Regions from separate parts of the Mus musculus genome. Here region 1 is linked to region 2. Evidence: chromatin loops called from intact Hi-C (ENCODE). Cell type or tissue: heart. All regions are shown on one strand. Each heading gives the region's core, and the rest is flanking DNA. Links, peaks and the distances in the headings are about the cores only.

What was found. A loop is a pair of places that touch in the nucleus more often than their neighbours do. Peaks named below come from ENCODE experiments on the same cell type or tissue, not always from the same donor. Only the 100,000 strongest peaks of a DNase experiment are listed, where the experiment ranks them.
Region 1: a loop joins it to region 2, with 2.1 times the contacts of the local background. A loop is called at or near these places in 9 of 42 quality-filtered maps.

What each region holds. Positions count from the first base shown.
Region 1 is chr7:128,664,552-128,679,931 of GRCm38, reverse strand. Inpp5f (inositol polyphosphate-5-phosphatase F) reads right to left here. Exons shown (of 20, transcript NM_178641.5): 7 at 12,137-12,335; 8 at 11,339-11,518; 9 at 9,934-10,001; 10 at 4,510-4,634; 11 at 3,126-3,203; 12 at 1,815-1,935; 13 at 87-215. Among named protein-coding and RNA genes, the nearest start is that of Inpp5f, 61 kb to the right of the region's middle. In heart, for the core only: no CTCF peak of the experiment used is centred there; no DNase peak of the experiment used is centred there; H3K4me3 peaks cover 1,098 bases; H3K27ac peaks cover 1,430 bases.
Region 2 is chr7:128,556,263-128,571,642 of GRCm38, reverse strand. No RefSeq gene overlaps it. Among named protein-coding and RNA genes, the nearest start is that of Bag3, 40 kb to the right of the region's middle. In heart, for the core only: a CTCF peak has its summit at 8,081 (motif pointing left); no DNase peak of the experiment used is centred there.

The DNA.
Region 1 (15,380 bases), core at 4,312-12,311, 110 kb before region 2:
GAGAGAGAGAGAGAGAGAGAGAGAGAAACAAAGCTTGTTTTGATCCTCAGATAGAATGACCCACAATGCCTGCTACAAACAGTTACCTTTAGAGCAGCAGTCCCAGCATACTGCCTGCTGATGGAGTCACCGTTGTTGGCCCACATTATCTGGTAGGTCCGATTACATTTCACAGGTAGTGGCTGCTCTGGGGGCATCACACCTAGTTTTTTAAGCTAAAATAAACACATTAGTGGGTAAATAATATATGAGAAACCATAGCATTAACTGTGTATTACAGAAAAAGAGGGAAAGCTGACATAATTTGGGACCTTTGTCTAAAGGAAGTGTTTTCCAACTTTCTTTCTTAACTCCAGGCTGAGAACATGGAGGTCAGAGAACAGCTTTCAGAAGTCACTTCTCTCCCTCTACCGCCTGTGTCCCAGGAGCCAATTCAGGTTTTCAGGCTTGGTGGCAAGTGCTTTACCCACTGAGCCATCGCACTGGTTCCCTCAGGCTTTATGCCTGAGACAGAGTCTTGCTATGTAGCCAAGGCTAGCCTAGAGTCCCAGACCCTCTTGACTCGGGCTCATGAGTGCTGAGAAGACAGAAGTGTACCAGCAAGCCCAGCTCAGACATGTTTTTAAAGATACAGCACTGCCCGATGTGATGACGCACACCTTTGGTCCCATCACTCACAAGACAGAAGTGGGTGGAGGCAGGGATATATAATGAGTCCTGTTTCAAAAACAATTATTATTAAATAAATACTGCTATCAATTACTATAGCTGAATAAATGTAACATTTACAGTGTTTTTTTTTTAACGTATAGACCAATACTACTATATTTTGCCTATTTTAAATTTACCTAAGAAGTGGAAACAAATACCGAATGACACAAAGAAACAACCATGAGCAGTAGGTGAGTAATAAATGCTCCAAGAATCATAACCAGGTGCCCGGGCAGAGTTCAAGCGTTGGGGGCAGGGGGAACTTGTTTGTTTTGGTTTTGTTTTTTAACGTGAATTATCTCATTTACTTATCACAACAACAACAACAACCACCACAACTACCCTGCATTAAAGTTGTTAAGGCTCAGGTCTGAGGAGGTCTCTTAGAGTCAACACCTTCCACATGGTGAAGACAGAGCTTAAATTCAAAAGCCTTACTGACTTTTACTTCAAAAGACAGAACGAAGTCCTCCAAGAATAGTCACAAAGCTCTGTGGGGGCAGGGAAGCAAGCCAGAAGGACAGTATGAGTCTCCACTTTGGACTGTAGCTCAGGAAGTTGTTTAGCAGGTGTCAGAAATCTGAAAGACCTACAGTGGAGCACTGAGGTAACAAACAAGCAAGGGGAGGGAGCAGCAGCCGCCACCCTCAGAGCTGGGGACAGGGGAAGGGACCATTGAGTCCCAGAGAGCCGGCTATTAACAGGGGTGCAACAGGCAAAGGGCTTTGTGGCTTTCCATCCTTGATAGCAGTCTCCTCTAATTCCCGCCCCCTGCAGCCCCATCCCTACCTCACAGTGCCAGGGCAGGCTAACAGAAATTCATTGTGCAGACTCCCAGCCCAAAATACAGAAGGGCAGTTTTGAAATTCAGAGAACAATGGAAAATAAACACATGAAACCCCCAACAGATTTAAAATGTTTGCAGGTTGAATATGTAAGAAAATGCTACCACATCTACTTACTTCTAAGTTACATTTCTCGGGTTTTTATGTAACAAGATATTTACATGCTAAAAAATTTTCCACAAAATATTTGGACTTTGAGAATATGTTTCACTATTTACTTACACATGAGTATTTGAAATCAAAAGGACTCCAGATTACCTGCTGTTCCATGACCACGCGCGCTATGGCAGCCTGGACCACGTTGGTGCGATCCAGGCAGTCCATGCAATTAACTCGAAAAATCCCTTCTTGCTTACATATCACACCAGCTTGATCAACCCTTGTCAAAAGAAGTATGGGATTAATTTACAATTTCAAAAAAGTTTTCAAGAAACTCAATTCAACTCTTAACACTATGGCAACAGCAGCACTGCCTGGCAACTGTGTAGGAACATCCTTAAATGTCAGACAGCACGGAGGGCTCCACACACTTTCCTGTCGGTTACAATAACTTGGCAGTGAGGCATTCTTATCCCCATTTAAGAACTCAAAAGCCAAGATCCGAGAGACTGAGAGAGTAACCGACTTCCCTCCCTCTCGGGGCAGTGGGGTTGCACACAACCATGAACATTTAAAACCCCATCTTGTCTTGCCTTCCTTTCTAACTCCAAGTGGACCTCTCAAAGACACACTAGTTGGCTTTACTGGATGGTAAGGAGTCGTGCAGTCGTGCTTGTGCCCTCTAGTCTCAGGCCATCATGCAGTCTTCACATCCAATCGCATGTTCTCTCCTGGCCTCTAAGACCATATTCTTTCTCTTTCGCCTACCTCCTAGAGTCTGGGCATCTTTTCCTTCTCTGTTACTTTCAAAATGCCTGAAGTCTGAATATAGTTAAGCTTCCCTTCCCACATGAGGGATGACAAAGGAGGAAAACAAAATGGAATCCACAGAGTGAGAGGGACACACTTAAGTCCTTCAAGAGCAGCAGCTGCTCCACTTCATTTTCCAACCCTCTGACACCACGCCCTGCTCACAAGCAGCACTGCCTAATGGTGGCACTCCCAAAAAGGAAGGAAACGGGGCAGAAAACACATGATTTCACAGACCAAAAGTCAAAACAACGTTTTGTGAAATACTGTGGTGGTTTGAATGGGAATGCTGAATGAGAATGCCCCATAGGCTCATATATTTCAATGTTTGGTCCCCAGTTGGTGGACCTGTTTGGTAAGGACTAGGAGGTGTGGCTTTGTTGGAAGAATTGTGTTGCTAGATGGGCTTTTAAGTTTTCAAAAGCCTACACCCTTCCCAGTTAACATCTCCCTCTCTCTCCTCTCTGCCTTGTGCTTATGAGTCAGACGAACACTCAGCTGCTGCTCCAGTGCCATGCACGCCTGCCTGCTGCCATGCTCCCTGCCACGAACTCTAACTCTCTGTAATCAGGAATCTCAAATTAAATGCTTTCTTTATAAGTTGCCTTGGTCACAGCGTCTCTTCACAACTGTAGAAAAGTAACTAAGTCCAGTACCTACCAACACCACTTCATGTCAATGATGATGTCATGAATGGCATCCGTGAGGGTTTGAACATTCTCGAACTTCATTCCTCGGCTAAACCCCATTCCCCAAAACAGAAAGCAAAGAACCGGCTTTAGTATTATAACAAAATCATATTCTAATTTACTCAAGAGGAAAGGGCCAGGGCTGTAACTTGGTGGTAGAGCATTTGCCTAGTGTGCTCAGGTTTTAATGCCAGCATCATCAAAACCAACCGAAGCTGAGTGTGGGAGGGCACACCTTTAATGGAAGAATCTGAGAGGCAGAGACTGTCTGTGAGTTTGAGGCCAGCCAGGGATACATAGTGAGACCTTAACTAAAAAAAAAAAAAAAAAATCTTATTAAGATATTTTTTTAATATTTAAATCACATTTTATTTACTTAGTCTCTGTGTGTCCAGGCTTGGAGTGAGAGGCACATGTGCCATGGTGTGCACATGTGGAGTGAGGGGCACACGTGCCATGGTGTGCACATGTGGAGTGAGGGGCACACGTGCCATGGTGTGCACATGTGGAGTGAGGGGCGCACGTGCCATGGTGTGCACACGTGGAGTCAGGGGACAACTTTCAAAAGTTGGTTCTCTCTGCCATACAGATTCCAGGGATCAAATCAGGTTGTCCAACTTGATAGCAGATGTCTTTACCCATCCAACTATCTCGCCAGCTTCTTAGGATCTTTAATAAGTAGCTCAAAATTCTTAAAAAGAATAAGTAAGCCGGGTCTGGTGGCACAAGCCTTTAATCCCAGCACTCGGGAGGCAGAGGCAGGCAGATTTCTGAGTTTGAGGCCAGCCTGGTCTACAAAGTGAGTTCCAGGACAGCCAGAGCTACACACAGAAACCCTGTCTCGAAAAACAAAACAAACAAACAAAAGAATAAGTATAGGTAATTCTATACCTATTTGCACTTGAAAGCACATGTACAAACACCAAAGCAATGCATGCATATGCCTCTTTCCCCACAACTCCTTACAACCTAGGCAAATTCACAGGCAGAACAAGCATTGTGGCAAAGTGGATCCTGCTTTCAGAATAAACATAAATTAAAGATGTCAGCAACAGGATTCACCAATAGCTGACCATCCAGAGCAGGCTAGGAGTTATCCTGGGGACAGAGGTGTTGCTAACAGTATGAAGACAGCCAGAAGGATACCTGTGGCTTTCAGCCGCTGTGATTATGTGTCCCAGTACATTTTGGAACAGAAAGACTGTAAAAACTTCAGCAACAACTTAAAGGCAAACAGCTTAAAGCAAAGGCCACAGACATGAACAGCAGGTAAACCTCACATCCTTCCCTTCTGAGCAGAGAGGAAGGGAAAGAGCAGAGAAGGTTAAGCCGCTTCCCTCTGGGGACGCCCTTACCAGTGCTCATGGAAATCGAAGGAGACATAGGTGAGCTTGGGGTTGTTGAAGAGCAGCACCTGCTTCAGGTAAGCATCACCAATAATCTTCTCCCTTCCAGCCTGGTCTACCAAGTTAACAATAACCTGTGGTAATGATGAGCAAGAAAGTAGCAATATTAACCAGACCTCAGAACTGGAAGGCCAGTGGAACAATTCATTTGGAATTACATTTTACAAATATAGCTGTGCTTAGTTAGAAACTAGTCTACTCAAGCACCAATTTTACCATAAAATTAAAATATCTGTCATATAAGTTTAGCTGTATGAGAGCTGTTAACATCAATGGTAATAGTCCTGTAAATTTGCAATAGCCAACCAAAACACAAAATAAAACATGCTTCTTTTTTAACAGCAAAGGTTTTTTTTAAGATTTTTAAGTTTGTGTGTGTGTGTGTGTGTGTGTGTGTGTCTGTGTGTGTGTCTGTGTCTGTGTCCAGCCCTGGGGGTCAGAGGCATCAGAGGCCCCTGGAACTTGAGTTACAGACAGTTGTATGTGGGTGCTGGGAATTGAACCTGGATCCTTCTGGACCTTCATGGTCTTGACTGCTGAGTCCAACCTAAATAGTAGGTATTTTGAATAGGCAGAATAAGTTTAAAAAAAAAAACCCTACAAATGAGATAGCATAAAACTACTGAAATATGTAAAAGGAAATCTGAATAGACATAAATATGTACCATGTTGCTGAATCTCAAGGTCCAATATTGTAAAGATATCAAGGCTTTCCAATTAATCTATATACTCAACCATCCCAATCAAAATTCAACCAGGATCTTTTCATGGAAAAGATAACTTAATTCTAAAAAAGTAAATATTCTCAAAAAGTAAATATTTGGAAAAAAATGAAAAGCAATAAACACAGAGAAATTTGCCCCATCTGGAACAATTCTATATAGTCTATGTAGCAAGCAAGACTGTGAAACTAAAGATAGGCAACTGACAGAGGAGAACAAGGCTGAGGGCCAAAGACCTGAGTCCACTGAGGCAGGAAGGGTAGGTAGCTAAGCACACTGCTGTGAGCAAGCACAGATGACCATCAGGGGCCCTGGGACGACAACTGTCTGTCTACAAGGAAAAGAGACTTATAAAAGAGTTCCCTATATCTCTTTAATGAAACACAAAATAAACTCTAGATACATCAATGACCTAAATGTTATTTAAAAAAAAAAAAAAAGCCACAAAAAAAGTAGTAGTTTTTGCACAGCTGTAGGTGGAAGCATGACCTCCCAAGCATAAAATAAAAACCAGAAGACAAAGATGATGTTTCCGATGTGACAACAGGAAAAATTTAAATCTGTGTACAAGTGACATTATCAGCAAAGGTTTAAAAAAACAAAACAAGGAACTCTCATGAGAATGTACTTGCCACAGAAAATCAACACTTTATAGAGTACCATAAACAGAGTAAGAAAAAACTGGGTACAAAAGACCCCAGTGAGCAAGATGCTACAGTCCCTACTAACAGTAAATTGCAAATGTCAGGATATAAAAGAGGTTTTAACCTACTGACGGGTAAATTTAAATAACTGAACAGAGTCAGCATTGGTGAACATGAAAAACAACAGCGGGGTCCCATTGCTACTGAGAATAGAAGCTGTGTGATCCCTTAAAAACGGTTTCTAATTTCCTGCTGCTTGTGTTGGGTGGGCAGGGCAAGTCTGAGGATTTTCAGTGCTTCTGGTGCAGTATCTCTGAATGCTAAATATCAACTTTAAGTGTATATGCTGTTTAATTCAACAAGTTTGCCTTCACAAATTCATTCTGCAAAAACAAGTTCCCTAATTCTTAGACTTTTAAAATTGTCTTTACTCTCGGTGGGGGGCACATGTATAAGCATGTGCAGGGGGCAGAGTTAGAGAACTTTATGGCGTCTGCTCTCACGCCCCGCCCCCTTACGTGGGTGCCAGGGATGAAAATGTACACATGGGTGATAAGGCTTGCCCATCAAGTGCTTGACCTGATGGGCCATCTTGCCAGCTCTTCACTTTGGATTATTTTGTTTTTGAGGCAGGGTCACACTATGTAGCCCTGGCTGTCCTGGAACTTGGTATGTAAGCCAGGTCAGCCTCAAACTCACTTTGTGCTGGACTAAAGGTGTGCACCATTATAACCAATTTGTTTTTTCAAACTGAGTTCTTATATAGCCCAGGCCTTGAATTTACTGGATAGCCTAGGCTGGACTAATCCCCTTTACAACCTCTATAGTCTCCTCCTGAGTGCTGGGATTATAGATACACACCATCATTCCCAATTTAGAACTTTTCCTTTTTTCTGCCAGCCTTTGCCTCCGGAGGTGTTGGGATTAAAGGCATGTGCCACCACTGCCTAACCTAAGAATTCTGGGGAAAAGACTAACAGCCAGAGACTTCACTGCAGAACAGTATGTGCACTGCCAGCTCTTTGTGACTTCAGCCCATGGTGAATGTGCGGGTGTCAGGTGACCTTGCTACAAACAATAGATTGCTAACTCAAATCTCAAGGCAAGCCTGGAAGCCGCAAGGCTGAGTGCAGTGACTTCAGTAAACCACTGAGGACTCGGGTTCTTTCTGCCTTTCCCTCTGCCATTCCCTCATTGCTTCCCCAGCAGCACACTGGATAAACGCCCGACTGCTTCATTCACCATCTTGAGACAGATGCAAAAGTCCCTAACATCAAATCCTGACAAAGCAGCCTCAGGGGCACTGTGGGTTCCGGTATATCTTTTATTAGAGCAGGAAGCTTTTCCCACATCAGACCTTCTGTCAAACAGCTCCAGCCTAAACCAATTATGAGCTAGCGCAATGCAGCCACACGGATGAGTCACCCTGACCGTGGGCCCCTCATCGCAGAAAGCAATTACCCAGGAGAAGGACACAGATAACACAGATAAATGAACACTGCCAGGCTCCTGCTGGAGGCCAGGAGGTGTCTGCTCAGCGCCCGCCTCTAGATATTGACGTGCGTCAACGGGGAGCAGGGACAAGTGTGGGAAGAGGTTATTTCCTGGCGTGCACACCTCAGTATTGCTCCTTTTAACAATTTGTGTTGCATTTAAATATGGCTTATTCTTTCTAATGCTACTTACAATTAGGAATATCAATAATGCATGAATCAACACGAATCAACACATTATTAAGGAACTCAATGCAGAATAAGACCAAATCATTCCTGACCACATCCAGTCCTTCATGCCGCCCTCAGCAGCCGCTGGCTCTGATGCTGCAGTGAGGCTCTTGCATAAGCACCCGTGACTGAGCACACTTGGAGTCCTGTTTGCCGATTTAAGTGCTAATTGCTCTGCATCCTTTCCCAGACTTGACGCTTCTCAGCGGTTCCCCTCAGCTCCCCAGTGTGTGAGTCATGGCTTTAATTTGCATTTCCCTGATGATTAATGAGATGACGCACCTTCTCTGATGGATTTGACTTTATAAAATATCCTTGTACATAAAATCCTGTTACATTATTCTGTCCAGTTTTTTTTGTATTGTACATCCTTTTTAATGGGTTTAGAAGACATTTAAATGTGCTGCGAGATAACAGACCAAATCTTAACTATTAAAGATTTATTTTATGTGTGTTTTGCCTACATGTACCTGTGTGTACCATGTGTGTGCCTGCTGCCCTCAGAGCTCAAAAGGAGGTGTCAGATTCCCCGGAAGTGGACTTACTCATGGTTGTGAGCCACCATATGTATTCTAGGGTTGGAACCTGGGTCCTCTACAAGAGCTCTTAACTCTCCAGCCTCCCCTAATCTCTGAATTACCTTTCATTCTCTTCATAATGCCTTTTTAAAAAGTATTTATTTTATGCATGCGTTTCAATTGTGCATAACCAGAAATAACAAATAGTAAAAAATCGTAAAGTAAAAATCAAGTTAGTCCCTTTCCATTATGGTTAGCGTTGTTGTTTTGTACATGTATGTATCTTTGTGTGGTGAATACACAGCATAGCACATGTGCAGAGGTCAGAGGTCAACCTTAGATGTAGGCCTTTGTCTTCCATCCTGTTTGGGGCAGTGTCTGTATTGGTTACAGCAAGCTGGCCTACAGAGCTCTAGGATTCTCCTTTCTCCACGTCCAAGCTCTCCTTAAGAGCCCTGAGATTACACATTCAGGGCCTCGAACTCACAGAGATCCTCCTGCCCCTGGCTCAGAGTGCTGGGACTGAAGACACATGTCATGTCACCTCTTCTCTTCTCTTCTCTTCTCTTCTCTTCTCTTCTCTTCTCTTCTCTTCTCTTCTCTTCTCTTCTCTTCTCTTCTCTTCTCTTTGTGTGAGTGGGTGCTGGGACCAAACCCAGATCCTCTGCAGAGCCGTACATACTCTTAATCGCTGAGACATCCCTCCAGCCCAAAAATAACTATTTCCTGGTTGGGCATTATTCTTTATCAAGTGACTAATAAAATGTGATAGACAATCATACATTTGAAACAAAGAAAGATAAGGAAACTGCTTTTATAAATCCTGCTCATGACTCAGTTTGAAACACTATGCTGTCTTCTGAAATCTTTAATGTTTAACCTTTTACATTCAGATCAAGAGTCTTTCTCAGAATTATACACACACACACACGCGTGTGTGTGTGTGTGTGTGTGTGTGTGTGTGTGTGTAGTGGGTATCAAAAAGAAAAGTATAGTTAAGTATTATCATGTTTTATTTTAATTGATAATTACATTCAAAGTGCCTTACCAACTTGTGTTATTGCTAGCAATATATGAGTTTCCATTTTTAAAAGCAAATACCTGCTTTTATCTATTATAAAACTATCTAAATTTTGAATATGATTATTAAATAATGATTGTTTTTCTTTCCTACTTTTTTTTCTTCCTGTTGCCTATGAGTCTCTGGCTGAAGCTACATGAACTAGACACTAGTCTGGGAAGAACGGAAGACATGCAGCACTGAGTCTGTCCATTCCTGAAGCAGGAACTCAGCATCTTTCTCCTCTCCTTTACTTTAAGACAGGGTCTCACCATATTGCCTGGCTAGCTGGACTGGAACTCTCTATGTAGACCAGGCTGGCCAGGAAAAAAATGACTCCCATGTCATTATACAGTCAGATTGGTCATTCCTAAGAGACAAGAACATTACTTTCATATATTACTCTCATATCAAAATTATTGGCCTTGTTTTCCACCAAGAGGGTTTCAGTCCACTCTGCCTTATTTAACTGTACTCCACGTGTGAGCACACAAGGTCCTGAGAGGCCTATCCTAGTCTGTGACAACTGCCAGCATCTACTTCATTTTCTCCAAACAGCTAAAGCAGCTGATTCGAGAGTATTCTTAGCTTACTCATGTTTAATCTTCACGCTAAAAGTGGCTGTTTAATTATGAACAGTACATGGTTTTTATTCATGGAATTCCACATGTAAGGAAATTGTTCTTACTACATACTAAAGCCCACCTGTTTTTTGTAAATTTTCAGTTGTTCTTCAAAATGGGCACAGAAACAGTCAACCGTTTCCTTCTCACCTGCAAAGAAGCAATACAAAATCCATTTCTCCTTCCAGTGCTGAGACAGACGCGTGCCTACGCTATCATCTTTTTTTTTTTTTAAGATTTATTTATTTCATATATGTGAGTACATTGTAGCTGTCTTCACACACACCAGAAGAGGGCATCAGATCCCATTACAGATGGTTGTGAGCCACCATGTGGTTGCTGGGAATTGAACTGAGTCCTCTGAAAGAGCAGTCAGTGTTCTTAATCACTGAGCCACCTCTCCAGCCCCACCTACCCCATCTTTATTCTTACTTTCTTATTTATTTTTCAAGACAGGGTTTCTCTGTATTGCACTGGCTGCCCCAGGGCTCACCCTGTAGACCAGAGATCCGCTGGCCTCTGCCTCCTGAGTGCTAGATCAAGGGCATGCACTACTACTGCAGGGCCCATTCTTACTTTTTAATAATTCATTAACAGTTTAAATGTAAGATTGTCTAACCATCATTTTAAATTAAGATTTCTTTTTTCCAACTAGAATGAGCTAAAATATATCTGAAAGTACCAACTATGAAATTATAAATGCACACACAGGCACACACACATGCATACATGCGCATACACCCACACATACCCTACCTTTCAGTAAAGGTTTTATGTGAATTATAATAAAAAAATTAAAATGATGGTTTGATACTAAAGTTAAAATAGTCTAAGAAAATAACTCTTAAATGTTTAAAAAAAAAAAACCCTATCTCTCACTGATTTCCTGTGCACTAGTGTCTAGTTAATACACTCTCTGCTTCTACAGACACTGGCTACAGTCATTCTTTCCCAGGGTTAAATGTTCTAGAAGATAAACTTCAAAGCAAGCAGTTCAGACTCTGTGAAGTGAGGCGCTTTATCAGCCTGCTGAGAAACTGCAACATCCAGGAAAGGACCGGGTCCTGAGGCTACTTCCTCACAGTGGGAGGCATGGCTTTTGTTGTGTAGTTTTTAGTACAGGGATTGAACAGGGCTTCTAGCAGGCTGGTCAGGAAACCATACCTCAAAGTCATATCCCAGCCCTGAGAGTTATTGTTTTAAATGAGACAAATTCATACCTATCTGGCACCTGATCTTTTTTTAAGATTTATTTATTTATTACGTGTAAGTACACTGTAGCTGACTTCAGACACTCCAGAAAAGGGCATCAGATCTCGTTATGGATGGTTGTGAGTCACCATGTGGTGCTGGGATTTGAACTCATGACCTTTGGAAGAGCAGTCAGTGCTCTTACCCTCTGAGCCATCTCACCAGCCCTGGCACCTGATTTTTTAAAAATTCTCATCGAAATCTTCACTTGTAAACCAAATAGCTGGCGTGCTTACTTTTGTCTAGCCGAGGTCTTGGATTATAGCGATACCCAACCTGGCTCCAAAAGACCGGCACAGAGCCTCGAGTTTGGATAAATGACAGGGTATGATGATGAACATGGATTAACTGCTCAGTCTCCACATAATTCGCAACATTTCCATTTTTATCCACTCCTCTTCGTTTATACCGCATTCCTGAAAGAAAATTAAACAGAATGCAGTGACAGTTATTAAAAAAACATTCAGCGTGGCTTGGTACTGGAACACACACTTAATATTTCAATGTTCTGCAGGCTGCGGCAAGAGAATAGAAAGTTCGAGGCCAGCCTGGGCTACATAGCAAAACTCTCAACAAATCTGTCTGATTAGATTGTGCTTCTTAATTACCTATCTACAGGAAAACCTGGGAAGCCCACACACCGAGAGGTAAACAACAACAACAACAACATACCAAGACCACGGCTGTACCCAGCACTGCTAAGTTGAATCCTTTGAATGAAAGGTAACGGTTTTCCCAAAGGGGCTAGTTAGCACTCTGAAAGGATTTATCACTGTGACACAGGCTTTTAGTTGGAACACTGTCCTCAGACACATCCCAAGTGACTTCCTTATCGTCTATGTGCATGCAGCCTGCTCTGTTTGACTTGCTAAGTCTGCCCTGTTCCTCCACTGCAGAAATCCGTCTCTAATTGTATCCCAGCCTTTGGAGTTCCGAGCTAACAGTGCTTTCAAGGCCATGATTGTCATTTGCATTTCCACACATCTGCAGCTCCTCCACTCCTGCCTGCATTTCATTTGCATGCTCTTACTTACCTGCTCTGTGCCTACTTCTTCGAGATATAAGAGCCACTAGAAATCGTGGGTGAATGTCATCTACACAAGTGGAGTCCTGAGGGGGCGTCTCTGGGCTGCTCTTGTCATCATCCGAGGACTCATTGTAATTAACCACAAGTTCTTCAATCTGCACAAAACCCTGGATAATGGGGATGATCCAGAAGTCCACATCCGGAGTCTAGGATGGGAACAAACATCGTTGTTTATATTCTGCACAGCACTGCTACTTACTTAAATCCAAATGACTGAGCAGAGCCTCCAGTCAGCCTGCCACAAGCACAGGCCCTTTCTCAACCTCATGTTCTACTCACAGGACGGCAGGGGAGGACGAGGCCTTCCCTTTCCTTTACAATGACTTTCTCCTGACAGGGAACATGCCCGAGCACCAAGCTGTTCCACACAAACTCAAACTCCACCACCTGACAGAGTGCTCGCTTACCTATGTCTCGATGTCCTCTGTGGAATGGGACTACTGGGGCCTCCTAAGGCTGTATATAAGCATGTGTAAAGTAAAGTGCACTGCCTGCCAACAAGTAGTTAACCACGGAGCTCTGATAGCTGTTCCTTTAGATATAGGAAGGCAAAGCTTTAAAGCTGAGTTCCAAAGTTCACTTGCATTAGCCCATAACAAAATGCAATCTGTCCCGATCCATCCATTACAAAACAGTTCACTACTCAAAAATAATAAAGAAACCCACTTATTATGTAGCTGTGCCCGCCTGTCTGTGTCTGCACCATGCATATGGTGCTGCGAAGGCCAGAAGAGGGCGTCAGATCCCCAGAAACTGGGGTTACTGGGGATGGTGCTGAGAACCAAACCTAGACCCTCTCCAAGAGCACCGGATGCTTGTACCTGCTGAACCATCTCTCCAGCCCCCTTTTTCTTTGGGCAGAGCTTCACTCTGCAGCTCAGACAGGCTTGGAATGTTAGGTAGGGGCCTTGCCTCAGCCCCCAGGTACCGGCTGGCAGGTACATGCTACCTCCACCCCCACATACTGGGCGGCGGGCACACACTAGCATGCCCAGTTCTGTTGCTGTCATTTGTAGGGATGCCATGGAAGCATTCTGCAGCTGAGCTCTGCCTCAGCTCAGCTCCACTTCACAACCTGCTTTAGAGAAACACTTTCTTCACCAGCCTAAAATTCAAATAGTAAATGAACAGCAGAGAGGATTTCCATAAATGTCTCATTTTAAAATGTCATCTAACTAATTAGGAGAGCCCTATTCAGAGAGTCTTCTGTTCTTCTAAACGAAACACATTAAGAATTTAAAGCAGGCACTTGGAGGAGGAAACATGGTAGGAAGTTCAGTGTCATCTTTAGCTACGTATTAAGTTTGAAAATGGACTGGACTAGATCAGGTCCTGTTGCAAAAGCAGCAGAGTAAGACTGAGGAGAGGCTCCGTCTAAAGCACTTCTGTGTTAACGTCAAGCCAGGCATGGGACATGCGCTTTGTGACCTAGTGCTGGGGAGGTGGAGGGAGGTGGATCCCTGGGGCTCATTGCTTGCCTAGCCTAGCCTACTTGGTGAGCTCCAAGCCAGTGAGAGAACTTGTCTCTACATAAACCAGGCACCTGAGAAACGACATCTGAAGTCGCTTTCTGACATCCACAGACACACGCACACACTTTGCTCTGAGACAGGGTCTTCTTGTGTGGTCCAGATTGTCCTGTCTCAATTTCTGGAGTGTGGGATTATAGACGTGTGCTATCACACCCCTCTTCAACATCAGTTCCAAATCCACCTGTCCTCTGTGCTGTGCACTGTGGGTCCCACCTAGTCCTCTGTGCTGTGCACTATGGGTCCCACCCAGTCCTCTGTGCTGTGCACTATGGGTCCCACTCTGTCCTCTGTTCTCTGCACTGTTGGTCCTACTCATTTCCGGGCTTAGTTTCACTTGGTGTTTTCTCTGTAACTCAGACCTTCAGAAGGATGGCGATGGCAACAATGAGGTAAAGGCTTAGCCTACAGTCTTCATTTTACTACTATTCTCACTACTTATACTTTAGCTTTTCACAGTAATGTGAAAGTGTCTGACAAAGCTCACCAAACACTGGAATTCCACATTGTCATCATAAAAACAAATACTCATTATCAACGCCCTTACTTGTCTCCTGTCACTGAGTTTGAGGGTCACTTACTGCATGATCAGTATCAGAAAGCTAAGAACGCCCTATGCCTCAACCTCACAGTAGGTGTCTGGCTGAAAATGCACTAGTTAAGATTTCAGTAACTGCTATGAACCATCAGTAAAGGAGAAATGGGGAAAGAAAAATAGCTGAAAGGCTAAGGAAGCTAACAGATGACCCCATTCCGTTATTTTTGTCTCGTGTTCAGTGTCTAAAGCACACAGCAAACAGAGCCCTCAGCCATAATTCTCCAACATGCGTAATAGGACCTGATGGCTAATCTTCAGTCAACTTGACTGGACTCAGAATCACCTAGAATAAGAGTCAGACCTCTGGGTGCATCTTTGTGTCTGTTTCTAGAACTAACTGTAAAGAAAAGACGTACCCAGGTGGTATCATCCATCGTCTGAGGCCCAGACAGCATAAAGGGGGAAGTGAACATCCGTATCTCTGTCTCCCTACTGCCTGGCCCACCACGGCAAAACGCTTCCCCCCCCCCCCACCCACGATGATGTGTTGAAATCACCAGCCATAATAAAACTCTTCTCTGCTCAACCCGCCCATCTCAGACACCATTATCTCAGTGACAAGAAGTCACTGTACTCAAGTACTTCTGACAGAAGTGGAAAGCAGAAAGTAACCACCCTTCCAGAACGAGGCAGGCAAGATGGCTCAGAGGGCAAACGCAGCTGCCGAGGAATCTGACAACCTGACTTCAATCCCTGCAGGCCATGGGGAGGAGACCCAACTCCAAATGTTGTCCTCTGACCTCACCACATGCACGTGTGCGTGCACACACTAATAAATACAATGTAAAAACAAAACCAGAGAGAACTCCATGCAGTCATGCCATCACACCACCACACCCTGCAGTTTGTAACCACTGTAATACTGGCCAAACCCCAGCAGAGAAACCAAAATGGTATCACTACAGAAAGCTAGGCTCCTGCATTCCCAATGGAGTCCCTTTTCAGGCACTCTATGGGCATCACTGGGTCCTACTACTCACTACGTACAGCACTGAGATCTGCTTACTACTGCCCCCACTTCTGTTTTTTTCTGAAGGTGGATGGAGTTGAACATATTTACAGAG
Region 2 (15,380 bases), core at 4,586-12,585:
TGAGAAGGCAGATAGCATAGAGTGATGAGAGCCATTTAAAGATATCTTTTAAAAATGATTTATTGCCAGGCATGGTGGTGCACACCTTTAATCCCAGCACTTGGGAGGCAGAGGCAGGTGGATTTCTGAGTTCAAGGCCAGCCTGGTCTACAAAGTGAGTTTCAGGACAGCCAAGGCTTCACAGAGAAACCCTGTCTCGAAAAACAAAATAAAACAAAACAAAAAAACAAAGAAAGATTTATTTTTTATTTGTGTGAGTGTATGTCTGTGTTTCTGTGTGTGTCTGTGTGTACGTTAGGTGTGCTTATAGAAAACAGAAACAAAAAAGGGCCTTGGGTCCTCTAGACATGGAGCTGCAGGTGATTGGATACTACCCAGTATAGACCCTGGGAACCAAACTCGGGTCCTGTGCAAAAGCTGTGCATGCTTTTAACCACTGAGCCATCTCTCTAGCCTGCACTTAAACACATCTTAATGCTGCTGGCCCAGTACTAAAGGAGGAATTGGGCACGTTGGAGGCTTGGGCAGCTAATAAATCCCAGAGCAGGGGTTAGTGTGTCTCCTGTCCTTCCAGGTAGCTGGACACTAGGGAGGTAGAGAAGGGAGGACTCGCTTTGCCCTGGCGATCCAGTCTCAGAAGTGTTCTCTCTGTGTTGTAGAACCTCCGTGGCCTCTCCTACACATTGCCATAACCACCCTGAAACAAGAGGACCTACAGCCAAATGGCATTGACTGAGGAGCAGGGAGGACTGACTATGTCACAGGCTCAACAAGGATTAACACTTATGAGTCAGACAGCAAAGGAACAGAGATTAGAAGTGCATTCCTGGGGACTGGTGAGATGGCTCAGTGGGTAAGAGCACCCGACTGCTCTTCCGAAGGTCTGAAGTTCAAATCCCAGCAACCACATGGTGGCTCACAACCACCCGTAATAAGATCTGATGCCCTCTTCAGGTGCGTCTGAAGACAGCTACAGTGTACTTACATATAATTAATAAAAAACAAAAAACAAAACCTATTAAAAAATTGATATTATAAAAAAAAAAAAAAAAAAAAAAAAAAAAAAAAAAAAAAAGAAGTGCTTTCCTGCTGGGCCTTACATCTCAACTGAAACACAGCAGAAATCCAAGCAAAGAGTGTATGCGTGCATCCCCACAAGAAGCTCTCTGCAGAGGAGTAGCATCTGTTATGGTTTTAGGGTGTGGTTTGTCCTCCGGAGATCTGGGTGCTGGAAGCGTGATTCAGCGTGTTCATGTTGAAAGGGAACAGAACCTTAGGAGGGGAGCCTAGTTCAAGGGAATTTAGGCCACGGGGTCATTGCTCTTGTCATCTGAAGAGATTAATGTTGTCTTATAGAATAAGTTAGCGATTGTGAGAGCCTAAAATTATAAAATGAAGCCACCATTTTTGTGTGTGACTGCTTCCCTTTTTGCTTCTTAACCACATTGTGACATAGCTGGGCGGTGAGAATAGGGGGTTGGGGTGAGAGGTTGGGGGTAGTACAGCCTGATCACAGAGTTTCAACTTCCAAAACCTTTAAGTGCCTGGCCTCCTAATTTTTGTTATAGCAACAGAAAACAGACCAGTATGCTACCTTTCCGGATCCCTGGTTAGATGGAGGAGCTCAAGTCTTATGGTTAGGTTGGTTTCAGGCTCACTCTACCCACCTCTTGTGTCTGTTTCCTTATGGTTGCCTTTTCTTTTTGTGACAGACTTTCTCTATGTAATGATCATCAGGTGTTCTGGGTTATTTACTTTACCAGCTGAGCATCTCCAGAAGAAGATGGTGTTTTCTAGATGCGACAAAAGCCACGCAACTGTCTTAGGGTTTTACTCCTGTGAGCAGACACCATGACCAAGGTAACTCTTAAAAAGGACAACATTTAAGTGGGGGCTGACTTATTGGTTCTGAGGTTCAGTTCATTATCATCAAGGCAGAAAGCTTGTCAGCATCCAGGCAGGCATGGTGCAGGAGGAGCTGAAAGTTCTACATCGTGTTCTGAAGGCTGCTAGAAGACTAGCTCCCAGAAAGCTAGGACAAAGGTCTTAAAGTCCACGCCCACAGTGACATACTTCCTCCAACAAGGCCACACCTACTCCAACAAGGCCACACCTACTCCAACAAGGCCACACCTCCTAATAGTGCTACTCTCTGGGCCAAGCATATTCAAACCACTACAGGCTCTGATTAGCCACATGTGAGAAGTGCATGGGGATTTGAATAAGAGTGGCCTCCGTAGGCTTATATATTTGAATGTTTGGTCCCTAGTTGGTGGAACTGTTGGGGAAGGATTAGGAGGTCTGTCCTTGTAGGAGGAGGTGTGTCATTGGGGGTGAGCTTTGAGGTTTCAAAAGCCATCACCAGGTCCAGTCTCTCTCTCTCTCCCTCTCTCTCTCTCCCCCCCCCTCTCTCTCTCTCTCTGCCTCCAACTTTTGGATAAGACATAAGCGTCCAGCTACTGCTCCAACACCATGCCTGCTTGCTTGCTGCCTTACTTCCGCCATGATGGTCATGGACTCAGTCTTTTTTTTTTTTTTAAAGATTTATTTATTTATTATATGTAAATACACTGTAGCTGTCTTCAGACACTCCAGAAGAGGGAGTCAGATCTTGTTACAGATGGTTGTGAGCCACCATATGGTTGCTGGGATTTGAACTCCAGACCTTCGGAAGAGCAGTTGGGTGCTCTTACCCACTGAGCCATCTCACCAGCCCGGACTCAGTCTTGAAACTGCACTCAAGCCCCTAATTTTAGGCTTTTTTTTTTTTTTTTAAATAAATTGCCACTGCCAGGCAGTGGTGGCGCACGCCTTTAATCCCAGCACTTGGTGGGTAAAGGCAAGTGGATTTCTGAGTTCCAGGCCAGCCTGGTCTACAGAGTGAGTTCCAGGACAGCCAGGGCTACACAGAGAAACCCTGTCTCAAAAACAAAACAAAACAACAACAACAAAAATAAATTGCCTTGGTCTTGGTGCTGTTTCACAGCAATAGAAAAGTAGCTAGACAGAACAGCCCCATTTGAGTTTTTCAGAGAGAACCAGAGGCTTTGCAAAGCTGAGTTGAGATATTTCTTTTAGCTAAAGGGGCAATGTCATAGACCCATGTTAGTGACCAGGTTTATTCTGAGATCTACCAGCTCCTTTGGAGAAGTATTTAACCTCTGTTAAGTGACATGTGGACACTGACATCCACATCATAATGGCCATCCCAAATATCTTCAAATGTTCTTTCCAGCTATGCACAATGGCTTTTTGTTTGTTTGTTTGTTTGGTTGGTTGGTTTTTGGTTTGTTTGTGTTTTTGGAGGGGGGTTGTTTGTTTGTTTTTGGTTTGGGGTTTTTTTTTGTTTGTTTTTTGTGGGTTTTTTTTTTTTTTTTTTTTTTGCAGGTGAAGGGAGCAATGCCTATAGTGATTTTGCTTTTTACAAAAAAACAAGTTCATTTTAAGAAAAAAAATAGAGCAGTAGTGGACAAGGGGAAAAATGAGAGGAAAATAGCCCAAAATATCCCAGTAAGACGTAGTCCCCTTGAGCAGCCTGAGCCCTGGCCATCTGTCAGGCCAGGTGTCTGGGCTTCAGAAGCAGTGAGGGTCTAAGAACAGTGTGATACTAACAAGGAGCCTCCACAGCCACAAGCCTGAGCTCAGGGCTCAGTGTCTCTTCTCCTGACCTACGCTGTATGTCGGTCATCCTTGAGCCCTAATTTAGCGACAACAGTAGGGTTTTTTGTTTTGTTTTACAAGATTTTGTAATTTTGTGTGTTTTTGTGCATATAGGCATGTGAGGGTAGCTGGCTGCCAATGCTGGAAGAAGGCATTGGATCCCCTGGGTCTGCAGTTACAGACAGTTGTAAGCCTCAGTATGGAAGGAAAGCTAGGTCTTCTGCCAGAGCAGCAGGGACTCCTAACCACTGGGCAACCTGTCCACTCCCCAAGAGACATAGGTTTACCCGTGTAACGGTGGAACGTGACGCTTCCCTGATGAAGAAGAGCTTTTCAGATGCTCTTTTTAACTAAGCAAATTTTACTAAAGGCCATCTTTTGAGCTTAAGGGCACAATGTGGTTCTCAGGTAACCTGACTGATACATTAATCAGGCCACCCTAGGATCTTCTCGCAGCCTCACACATACACAACTGTTTCCCATATGCTTTGTGCTCCAGCGACACCTGACAACTCCCTGTAGAACAGTCCCCAGCGGAAGCAATTATCTGTTTGCAGTCTACCCTGCTAGACAAACTCTGAGAGACTCAGGGGAAGGACTGGAAGGGGAGTGTGCCTTCGCTTTGTTACTGTTTTTTTATTGGCTATCTCAAGTTTGTTGTCTGGAGGTTTGTGGTTGGCTTGGTTTTGTGTTTTTGGGTTTTTTTTTTTAAGTTTCTATGAAAAATTTCACTATTAATCTGAAACTGTTAGGAATGAAAACCCAGCCAGGCGTGGTGGTGCACGCCTTTAATCCCAGCACTCGGGAGGCAGAGGCAGGCAGATCTCTGAGTTCGAGGCCAGCCTGGTCTACAAAGTGAGTTCCAGGACAGCCAAGGCTATACAGAGAAACCCTGTCTCGAAAAACCAAAAAAAAAAAAAAAAAGAAATAAAGAAAGAAATGAAAACCCAACATGTCCCTAACAAGCAAGCTGAAAAGCATTAACACACAAAAGCAGCTAATTTCAGGGCAAAATGGTGCATGAAACTGCTTCAAAGAAGAAATAAACAAACAAAAACAAACAGAGAAACATCTCATAACATAGGTTGGGCAGCCCAGGACCTGGGAGGTGGAGGCTCCAAATCCCCAGGCCAGAAACAAAACAACCATAAAACAAAAAAATCCAAAAAGGGTGTGGTAATGACAGAGAGATTAGATCATCATCTTCATCTTCAAGGGGTTGAAGGCCAACCTGGGGCGCATAAGCCCTCTCAGAAAAGACAGCTGCAGCCAAGCGCCTGCAGAGTGGGGGTCAGACATGGCCCTGCAAGTGTGGGGGGGGGGGGGCTGAGCTGTTGTCCTGGTTTTTCCATCCTTGTTGCAGGCCTGGGCAGTAAGGCACCTAGTGGTGGCTGCGGCACAGCCAGTGGAGCAAGGTGAGGTGGCTCCAGTTCCCGTCCCCCCTCACCCCCGGGTGTGTGTGTGTGTGTGTGTGTGTGTGTGTGTGTGTGTGTGTTTTGGTTCAGCGAGCAGCTGCTGGCTAGTCGGGTGAGGTTCTGCTGCTTCTGCTTGCTCCTGCATCAGAAGAACCAACTCTTAACGCCTCCTTCTTCAGGTTGAGTTTGTAGTCTAGGACCTTGCAAGCCTTCTGGATAGGACTGGGGTCCACCTTAAAGTGTTTCTTCAGGAAACAGGAGCGGGAGGGCACAGAACACAGAGATGCTTCCATCAGGACTGTAGCTCACTCAGTCCAAGCGCTTTCTGGTTTTGAGAAGTTTTGATTTTTTTTTTTGCTTTGTTTTAATGATTTATTTATTTTTTATTTTTATGTGTATTGGTGCTTTGCCTGTGTGTTTGTCTATGTGAGGGTGTCAGAGGATGTCTGGAGCTGGACTTCCAGACAGTGTGAGCTGCCGTGAGTGGATGCTGGGGATTGAACCAGGGTGCTCTGGAAGAGCAGCCAATGTTCTTAACTAGTGAGCCATCTCTCCAGACTGGGTTTTGAGTTTTTGACACAGAGTCTTCCCTGTGTAGATCCAGCTGGCTGAAATTCACTATAGAGACCAGGCTGGTCTCCAAATTGTGATCCTCCTACCTCTGCCTTCGAAATCCTGGAATTACAGGCAATGCACTACCTTGCCCAACCAGAATTGATCTTTGTTTGCCTCTAGTTTCAAGTACTGAGCCTGCTACAGAGTGGGCTCTTCATAGCAACTCCTGCAGGAGAACCTCCCAGATGCACACCCGAAGGCCTCTGCTCAGTTTGACTGCTCAGAAGAAGGTGCTCTTCCTCAACTTCAAAGTCTTAGCCAGATTCCCCTAGTCCTCTCCAGCTCTCCTTTTTTCCCCCCTTCCCTCCCTCTTTCAACCTTACCTCTGCCCCTCATTAACCAATCCTGTTCTGTCATGCTGAGGATTCTACATGACCTTTGAACTTCTGGTTTATTGTTTTGCAGATCCACATCTCCCCCACCTACCATAGCTGGGGGAACTTGCAGACTACAAAGGATAAGTTTTATCCATCTCTGCCTCCCAGTCTGATACCTTCTATTCGAAGAATTAGAGTCTATCAGATAGTAGGCATCAAAGACACCTGGGTAATGCAGTTGAAAGAGTCCCCACTCCTGTATTCTGGGCTACTTCTGGGAAGCAAATAGGAACAGTAATTGAATATTGTTTTATTATCTTCCAATGCAGAAACTGCCCTCAAGCCACAGGACTCTTAAATTGGAGGCCCTGGTAGCACTTCCCTGCAAGGGTAGAAGAACAAAGCTGTGTTGGAGACACCCAGGTTAATTAGCAAAGGCTCCCCCTTCTGCCTGGTGGACTAGTCTTTGCCAAAGCAAACAGCACCTGCCCCAAAAGCGTAGGTATATCTTACAGAGCAGCCAGGATTGTTTTTGGAGGAAGTAAAAAATGGAATGTCAGCTGGGCAGTGGTGGCGCACGCCTTTAATCCCAGTACTTGGTAGGCAGAGGCAGGTGGATTTCTGAGTTCGAGGCCAGCCTGGTGTACAGAGTGAGTGCCAGGACAGCCAGGGCTACACAGAGAAACCCTGTCTCGAAAAACAAAACAAAACAACAACAAAAGAGTTCTACAGGATTGGAGAGAGCTTTGAGTTTAAGAGGCTGTTTTGCCCAGCAAGGGACACTATTGGCAATGTCTGGGGTCAGATTGACTTAAGAAAGGGGACTGGTATCTGGTGGCTAAAGACCAGGAACACTGCTAAGTCACAGTGCAAAGGACAATCTGCAAAAACCCGTGCTTTGATAAGGCTGCTGTCAATGCTGGTGGCACTGAGTGGAGAAGAGGCAGATGTGGACTCCATCAGCTCCTGGGCACCCCACCAGGAGAGGCAGAACATGGAACCACAGTGATTGTGTGTGTGTGTGTGTGTGTGTGTGTGTGTGTGTGTGTGTGTTCTACTTATCTAAGAAACTCATCCAACCTTTTTTTTTCTTTCTTTCTCATCCTGGGGAAAATTGTGATGTCTCATAGAAGGAGTCATATTTTTCCTGTTTTGCTCTTGTTCCTTAGAAAAGAATTCAGTCAAAACTAAAGCACCAAGAACACTCGCCTTTCCCCCAAAGTCTGCCTTACTTTGCTGAGAAGCTGACAAGTTGTAAGAGGACCCCATCTCCGTGTGGTCAGTGGCTATTACTAGAATGGATCTCTGGCCAGTTTGTAGATTAGATTATTTCAAATCCATTAATCTCTCTAGTTTAAAAACAAAACAAAAAACAAAAAACAGTGTCTCATTGTTCCTGGGCTCTGGAAGCCCTAATAAACCAGGCTGAGGGACCAGTCCTCAGTTGACCACCTAAGGAAACAAATTAGTAGTGAAAAGCAGAAAAAGGAGATTTAGTCAATGTGGCCACCATGCTCAGTCCGTCTTCAGGGGTCCTTGCACCAGGTTATGGTTTACATAGGGAGCCAGCTAGAAGTACACACAGCTAAGAAGTCCTGGTCGAGGTGTGGCTCCACCCTTCATCCTCGCCCCAGCTTCAGTCTCTCCTGCAGGGAGATCTGACAGGTTGTCTGTACTGTGTGAAATTTCCCTCCAGAAGACAAGGTCCTGCTCCGGCTGGCACCATGTTTCAGCCTTTTCCTTTTCCCAGCGTGAGATCACTGAGGAAGTCTGCTTGGGGACAAGAGGCATTGTTTCAGTTGTCTGATAATGGAAGGGGCGTCTATGTTTCTTCGTTCCTGTAAGGGTGCTTATCCCACGTGTTCATGGACCAAAGGAGTGAATGATGCCTGACTGGGCTCCAGTGGGCTGACAGGTTGCCACTGCATCCTGTGCTTGCTTCCCCTGCTTGGTATTCCAGTAAGGCCTTGCTCCTGGGTCATCTCCATTGTAAAAAATAGGAGCCCACCATTACAAGGGTAAGATGGAAAGGGAAGGCAAAGACTAGATTCGCCCCCTACTGGCAGGTGCGCGGCAATCCCTGGCCTCCAACCTTCATGTGCAGTTCTTTATGGAGACTCACAGAACTAAAGAGATTTCATGAACCTAGGGGGAAGCCAGCTTCCTGGAACCATGAAGCAAGTCCAGGACAGAAGGGCTCTCCGGGACTTCAGGGCCTAACTTAGCAGTCAAGGTTGATCAAAGTTACAGGGAGCCTTAATCAATATTCCTAAATCAGTCTACATGAAGACTTCAAGCTTTAAGCCTTCAAGTAACTTTCTTTGGTAAAGCCTTAGATATTATGATGATGATAATGATGGTGATGGTGATGATGATGATGCTAGTGGATCATAGAAATATTATAGTTATCAAAAGGCAGACATTTCTCTTTTATATTAATTAATGTTATTTTGGGATCCCAAGTACTTTCTTATATCTCTTACATATCCTTTCTGTTGTCCTAGTTTCTTTAAAATTGTCCATAAAATGGTAAAGATATTTTATTTTTATTTATTTGTTTTGATTTGTACTATTTTTTATTAGACAGTATTTCTCACATGCAGTCCTAGCTGGCTTAGGATTTGCTATGTAGACCAGACAGGCCTCAGACTCAGAGATACACCTGTTTTTGCTTCCTGGGTGCTGGGGTTAAAGGCATGCATCACTACACCCAACTTTGCCATTTTGAGACCAAGTGTCACTATGTAGCCTAGGCTAGCTTCAAACTCCCAGTCTATGGGCTGGGTTTTTAGGAGGAAGCCACCACACTCAGCTTCATTTATTTTACTTTTTTTTTTTTTTTTTTGCTTTCTGATATCTTGATTATTAAAGTGAAACGTAATGAGCAAAAAGTCAAAGTGAAAGGCTTACAATGTTTTCAGTAGCTTTATAAATTGAAGGTTTAAAATGTATATATTTAGGACAGACTAGGACCATTAAACTCACAGGCCTTTCTCTTCAGTGGAAGGGACTTACATGTGTTTCTGCCCAGAAATCTGGGATTGGATATAGTTAATAACCTGATGTTTTTTGCTTTTTGTTTTTGTTTGTTTGTTTGTTTGTTTGTTTTTGTTTTGTTTTGTTTTGTTTTCTATCTGTAGAGCCAGGCCTCACCCCAGACTCCTGAGCACTGTTTCTCAGTCATTAGAACTCATTGCTATGAAAGAGGTCCCATGTGCTTTGAAAAAGGAGTCTAGGGCTGGAGAGATGGCTTACGAGCACTGACTGCTCTTCCAGAGGTCCTGAGTTCAAATCCCAGCAACCACATGGTGGCTCACAACCACCTGCGAAGGGATCCGGTGCCCTTTTCTGGTGTAGCTGAAGAGAGCAACAGTGTACTCACATAAAATGAATAAATAAATCTTTTTTTAAAAAAGAGTCTACTTTATTATGCTTATTCCAGACCCTTCCTCCCCAGACCCTTATCCTGAGCACTGGCTTTCAGTCAATAGGACCCATTCTAGTTGGTTGTTTTGGTTTTGTTGTTTTTGAGACAGGGGTTTCTCTGTGTAGCTTGATTATCCTAGAACTCAATCTGTAGACCAGGTTGGCCTCCAACTCATAGAAGTCCACCTGCTTCTGCCTCCCAAGTGTTGAGATAAAAGGCATGCACCGCCACTGCCTGGCCCAAGAGGACCCATTTTTATGAAAGACATCACAAGTACTTTGCAAAAGGCATACGCTTTGTGAAGAAGGTTGATGTATTCGTGCCTTAAACTTTGTTGTGATGTCATGAGAAAACTTTTCTCCAAAGTTGTGCTGGGCTTAAATAAACTGCTCACACCACCCACACCAGCTAAGTGATGTTGAACTGGGTTTCCTTCAACTGATGTTGAAGATGATTGCCTGATGTGATCATTCCTCTGCAGTCCATAGCATTTGCAAGGATCCCACAGACAATCTTTATTTTTATTTATTTATTTATTTATTTATTTATTTATTTTTTTAGTTTTATCTTGTTTTTGCTGAAGGAATTTTATGACTTGATAATTAACTAAAATTCTCTCCAAAAATGTAATGTTGCTAGGAATGGATTGGGAGATAATTTTAAATTATGCCAACTACTTCTATGTCAGAGGGTGGTATGATGGCTAATCTTGGTTGTCAACTTGATTACATCTGGAATCATATAGAACTCAAGCAGCTGAGCACAACTGTGATGGTTAGAATGACAATGGCCTTCATAGTCCAATATGTTTGAATACTTGGTCTTAGTTGCTGCTAGAACTGTTTGGGAAAGATGAGGAGGTGTGTCAATGGGGGTGAGCTTTTAAGGTTCCAAAATCCAATGCCATTCTCAGTTAGCACTCTTTCTTCTCTCTCTCTCTCTCTCTCTCTCTCTCTCTGTATATGTGTGTGTGTGTGTGTGTGTGTGTGTGTGTGTTTGCACCTCATTGCTGCTGTGTCAAACATGTAAGCTCTTAGCTACTGTGCCACTGGCTGCCTACTGTCATGGGCATGGATTCTAACCACCTGGAACCATGAGCACCAAGTTAAATGTTTGCTTGCTTGCTATTTTGTTTGCTTGTTTTGTTTTACTTTTTGAGACAGGGTTTCTCTGTAGCCTTGGCTGTCTTGGAACTCACTCTGTAGACCAGGCTGGCTTTGAACTCAGAGATCTGCCTGCCTCTCCCTCCCAAGTGCTGGGATTAAAGGTGTGCACCACCACTTCCTGGCCAAATGCTTTCTTTTATTAGTTGTCATGTTGTTTTGACACAGCAATAGAGAAGTAACCAAGAAATATCTGTGAGTGATTGTTCTAGATTGGGTCATTTAAAGCCAGAAGACTCCCTTTAAATCTGGGCCACATCTTCTGGCGTCAGCCTACATAAAAGGACACGGAAGAAAAAAACTTTGACTTTTTGCCTGCTTGCTCTCACTCTCACTGGTAAGTTCATCTATTCTGCTGTGGAGTCATTCCTTCACTGGTATTAGAACCTACTTCTTCAGGATTCTAACTGAGACATCAGTATAGAAACTGAACAACTACTGGATGTTGTAGAAATGTTTAGTCCCAATCCAGGGTTTTTACCCTGCCTTTGACCATTTAGTTCCTGGATAAAAGACACACATGACTCTTATATTTACAATAGACTTAAACAGCACAAGAACTGGGCAGATATCTACCCTCTATGATATTAGAATCTACTTTGATAACCCCACATTATTACTTACTATATTTCATCTGGGATGCTCTTGACTCCAATTGGCCAGCCCGCAGAGCCATGTTTTCATGACTCACCTAGCCCATGGCAGCTTCTCCTCCATTTACCTTCTTCTCTTCTTCCTGGTTCTTCTCCAACTCCCCAGGCCCGGGAACCCTAAAACCAGCCTCTGCCTCTTCTGCCCAGCTATTGGCTGTGGGCATCTTTACCAATCAGAAATAATTTGGTGGCAAGGTCACATAGCATCACTTGGGTCTATGTGTGGACTCTCTGTCTCTGGGGTAACCACATCTTGAGGAATTAGTGTTCACATTAAAATACAAGCAGCATCAGGCCAACCCACTACAATTGAATTCTAGGCCTTTCCATTAGGAGAAAGCCATTGCTCAACTAGCCAGACCATAGCCTGTAAACCACTCTAATAAATCCCATATATATATAAAACATCTATCAGTTCTGTTCCTCTAGAGAACCCTGACTAATATAGATGGGTATAAAGTCATCTTGGGATTTTCATTATTCAGAGACTGGAGAGGTGACTCAGTGGTTGAGGGTGATTACTGCTTTTGCAGAGGATGAGAGTCGGGTTCCCAGAACCCATCTCAGGCAGCTTACAACTGTCTGCAACTCTAGCTGCAAGGTATCCATTGCCCTCTTCCGAACTCCATGGTTACCCACATACATACATACACACACATACATACATACATATATACACACACACATACACACACACATACATACATACACACACACATACACACATACATACATACAAATGCACATAAATCTTAAATGGAATTTTTCTTTATTATTTTATTTTATTTTTTAGACTGAGTCTCAAGTCTCACTGTGTAGTCCTGGCTGTTCTAGAACTCACTAGGTAGAAGAGGCTGACCTTGAACTCACAGAGATCCACCTGCCTCTGCCTCCTGAAGACTGAGATTAAGGTGTGTGCCACTATGCCAAGCTAAAAGGAAAAAAATATGTAAGTGTATGATTCGATTAAAGGATGTATGGATCCATCCAGTTTTGAAAACAGCAAACAAATAGACACACAGTTTTCTAGTGAAAAGTAATATTCAGATTTTCAGACAGGCTGCTGAAGCCATCCATCCCCAGTACCACCCAATGAGTAAGCAAAGCCAGTTCTGTGGAGGATGATACCTCTGTCTACTGTCTAGAAAACTCTGGTGGGCAGTCCCTAGACCCTAGCCCTTGTTCTCTGGGACTCTAAGACAGGAAAGTCTGCTGGGGTAGTCAAAGAGTAGAAAACTAGTGGTCCCAATGGAAACCATGATCATGTCTGAACTAGAGTCCAGAGACATGGAAGTGTGGAGATTAAGAGAGGGCAGGGGGCTGGGCGGTGGTGGCACACACCTTTAATCCCAGCACTTGGGAAGCAGAGGCAGGCGGATTCCTGAGTTCGAGGCCAGCCTGGTCTACAAAGTGAGTTCCAGGACAGCCAGGGCTATATAGAGAAACCCTGTCTCGAAAAACCAAAAAAAAAAAAAAAAAAAAAAAAAAAAACCCAAAAACCAAACCAAACCAAAACAAACAAAAAAAAAAACCCCAAAACCAGAGAGGGAGAGAGACAGAGGGGGTGGGGGCAGGGAGGTTAATGGGAATTCATGGAAGGCAAATTGGCCCAAGGGTGGACAATTAGTCCACAGATAAACGTTAGTGAGCTATATTCTGTTATGCTATATGAAGGTGGCTGGAGCTGGAGCAGATATCTGGCCCAAAGCAGAGAGAAGACCCATGAATTAATCAGTGAATTCCAGTGGCATCTATGAAGAGATTTTCTATGAAGGGTTTTCTGAGACTAAGTGCAAGCATGCATGTGTGCATGTGTGTGTGTGTGTGTGTGTGTGTGTGCGTGCGTGCGTGCGTGCGTGTGTGTGTGTGTGTGTGTGTGTGTGTGTGTGTGTGTGTGTTTAAGGTCCTTGGGCAGGAGCTGGCCCTCACAACTTCTCCTTTTAGCTCAACTTTCCACTCAGCTTTGGATTTGCTTAGATTTTATTTGGAAATGTGAAGAAGAGTATGTTTGTGTTCTGACACCCCTAATCATGACCCTTTGGAATGTTAATGTTGTGGCCTCTCACAAGTGACTGATTCTCAGGGGTCACCTGGCCAGGGCTGCTGCTCTTCCAACCCCTGTTGCCATAGCCTTCTGTTTACCAATAGTGAGTTCCAGATGCTGGAAGCCACTGCTTCCCAGAATCCCTTGACTGAGGTCATTCTCCTAAAAGACACATCTCTGAAATGGCCAGTGGTGCCAACCTGAGTGCCTCCTCGGTGACATCATGTGCGCACCCTGGGTCTCTTGTCTTCTGTACTGGTGGAGAAAGAAGCACAGCCTCAGGGGAGCCAGAGGGACGCGCCTTTCTCCTCTTAAGTCCAGGCCTGCCTGCTTCCTGGGCTCCACAGCTGAGACCTTCAAACTAAATAAAATAAAATTAGGTCCTTTAGAGGGGTTAATGGTCCCTGTTTCTTGCTTCTACAAAATCCTTGCCTAGATTACATTATGAGAAGGTGCCTAGTCAGGTATGGTGGTGCATACCCGAAATCCCAGCTCCTGGAAGGCAGAAACAGGACAGTTAGGAGTTTAAGGTCTTCTTTGGTGTCTTGGTCACTGTTCCATTGCTGTGAAGAGACACCATGACCACAGCAATTCTTATAAAGAGAAGCATTTAGTAGGGGCTGGCTCACAGTTTCAGACCTTTGGTCCATTGTCATCACAGTGGGAAGCATGGCAGCATGCAGGCAGACATGGTGCTGGAGAAGTAGCCCAAGAATTCTATACTGGGGTCCATAGGCAACAGAAAGAGAGAGAGACACATTTGGGCTTGAGCATTTCAAACTCCAGAGCCCACCTCCAGTGACACACTTCCTCCAAGAAGGCCACACCTCCTAATCCCTGTCATTATTGCTACTCCCTGATGACCAAGCATTCAAATATAATAGCCAATGGGAACCATTTCTATTTAAATCACCACGCTAGGCTACATAGCAAGTTTGAAGTTAGCCTGGACTCCAGGAGACTCTGTTTTATTGGACACACACACACACACACACACACACACACACACACACGGCAAAAAGCTGTAGAGAGCTTGACTAGCATGCAGGAAGTCTTGGGTTCAATCCCAACCATTGCATAAACTGGGCATGATGTCACACCTGTAATATTATTGATTGGGGGGAGGTGGAACCTTGGTGTGGTAGCCAATTTTGGTTATCAACTTGACACCTGGGAAGAGCAAACCTCAGTTGAGAAATTGCCTTTATCAGATTGGCCTATGGGGATCTCTATGGGACATTTTCTTGATTGCTAACTGATATGGGGGTGTCAAGCCCACTGTGGGCAGCACCATCCCTAGGCAGGTCTGCCTGGATGTTTAAGAAAGATGGCTGAGCATGACTTGGGGAACCTAGTAAGGAGAGCTCCTTTGTCATTGTTATTTCAAGCTTTTGCCTTCAGGTGTTGCCTTGGCTTCCTTCCACAATGAATTTTAACCTGTAAGAAAATATAAACCCCTTTCTCTACAAGTTGCTTTTTAATCATGATATGTATGACAACAACAAAAAACAAACTAGAACACAAGCTGGATCATACATAAATTTAAGACCATCCTCAGCTGCATAGGGAATTTGAACCCAGCCTGGGGCACATGAGTCACTGTCTCAAAAAAAAAGAAAAGAAACAAAAAGAAAAGAAAAGAAAAGAAAAAGGGAAAGAAAAAGAAAAGGAAAGTGTCTTCTGGACTTGAGAGGGAAGGTTGCAGACAGGGATGGGCACTCATGACCAGAAGAGGAGACAGAGAGTGCTGTGAAGTTGTTCCTGGCCTGGAGCCTGCCTGGATTTGTCGTTGAGATTCAGATTCAAAGCAGAAGGGTTGACATGTTGGGCCAGCAAGATGGCTCTGTGGATAAAAGGCACTTTCCACCAAGCCTGACCACTTGAGTTTGATTTCTGGACCACACATGGTAGAAGGAGAGAACTGACTCCCACAAATTATTCTCTGAGTTCCTCACACGCACTGTGGCATGTATATTCCTACACACACACACACACACACACACACACACAAACACACACACATACACACACTCAAACAGATACACAATAAATAGATAAAGATCAACAAGGGTTTTTGTTTATTTGC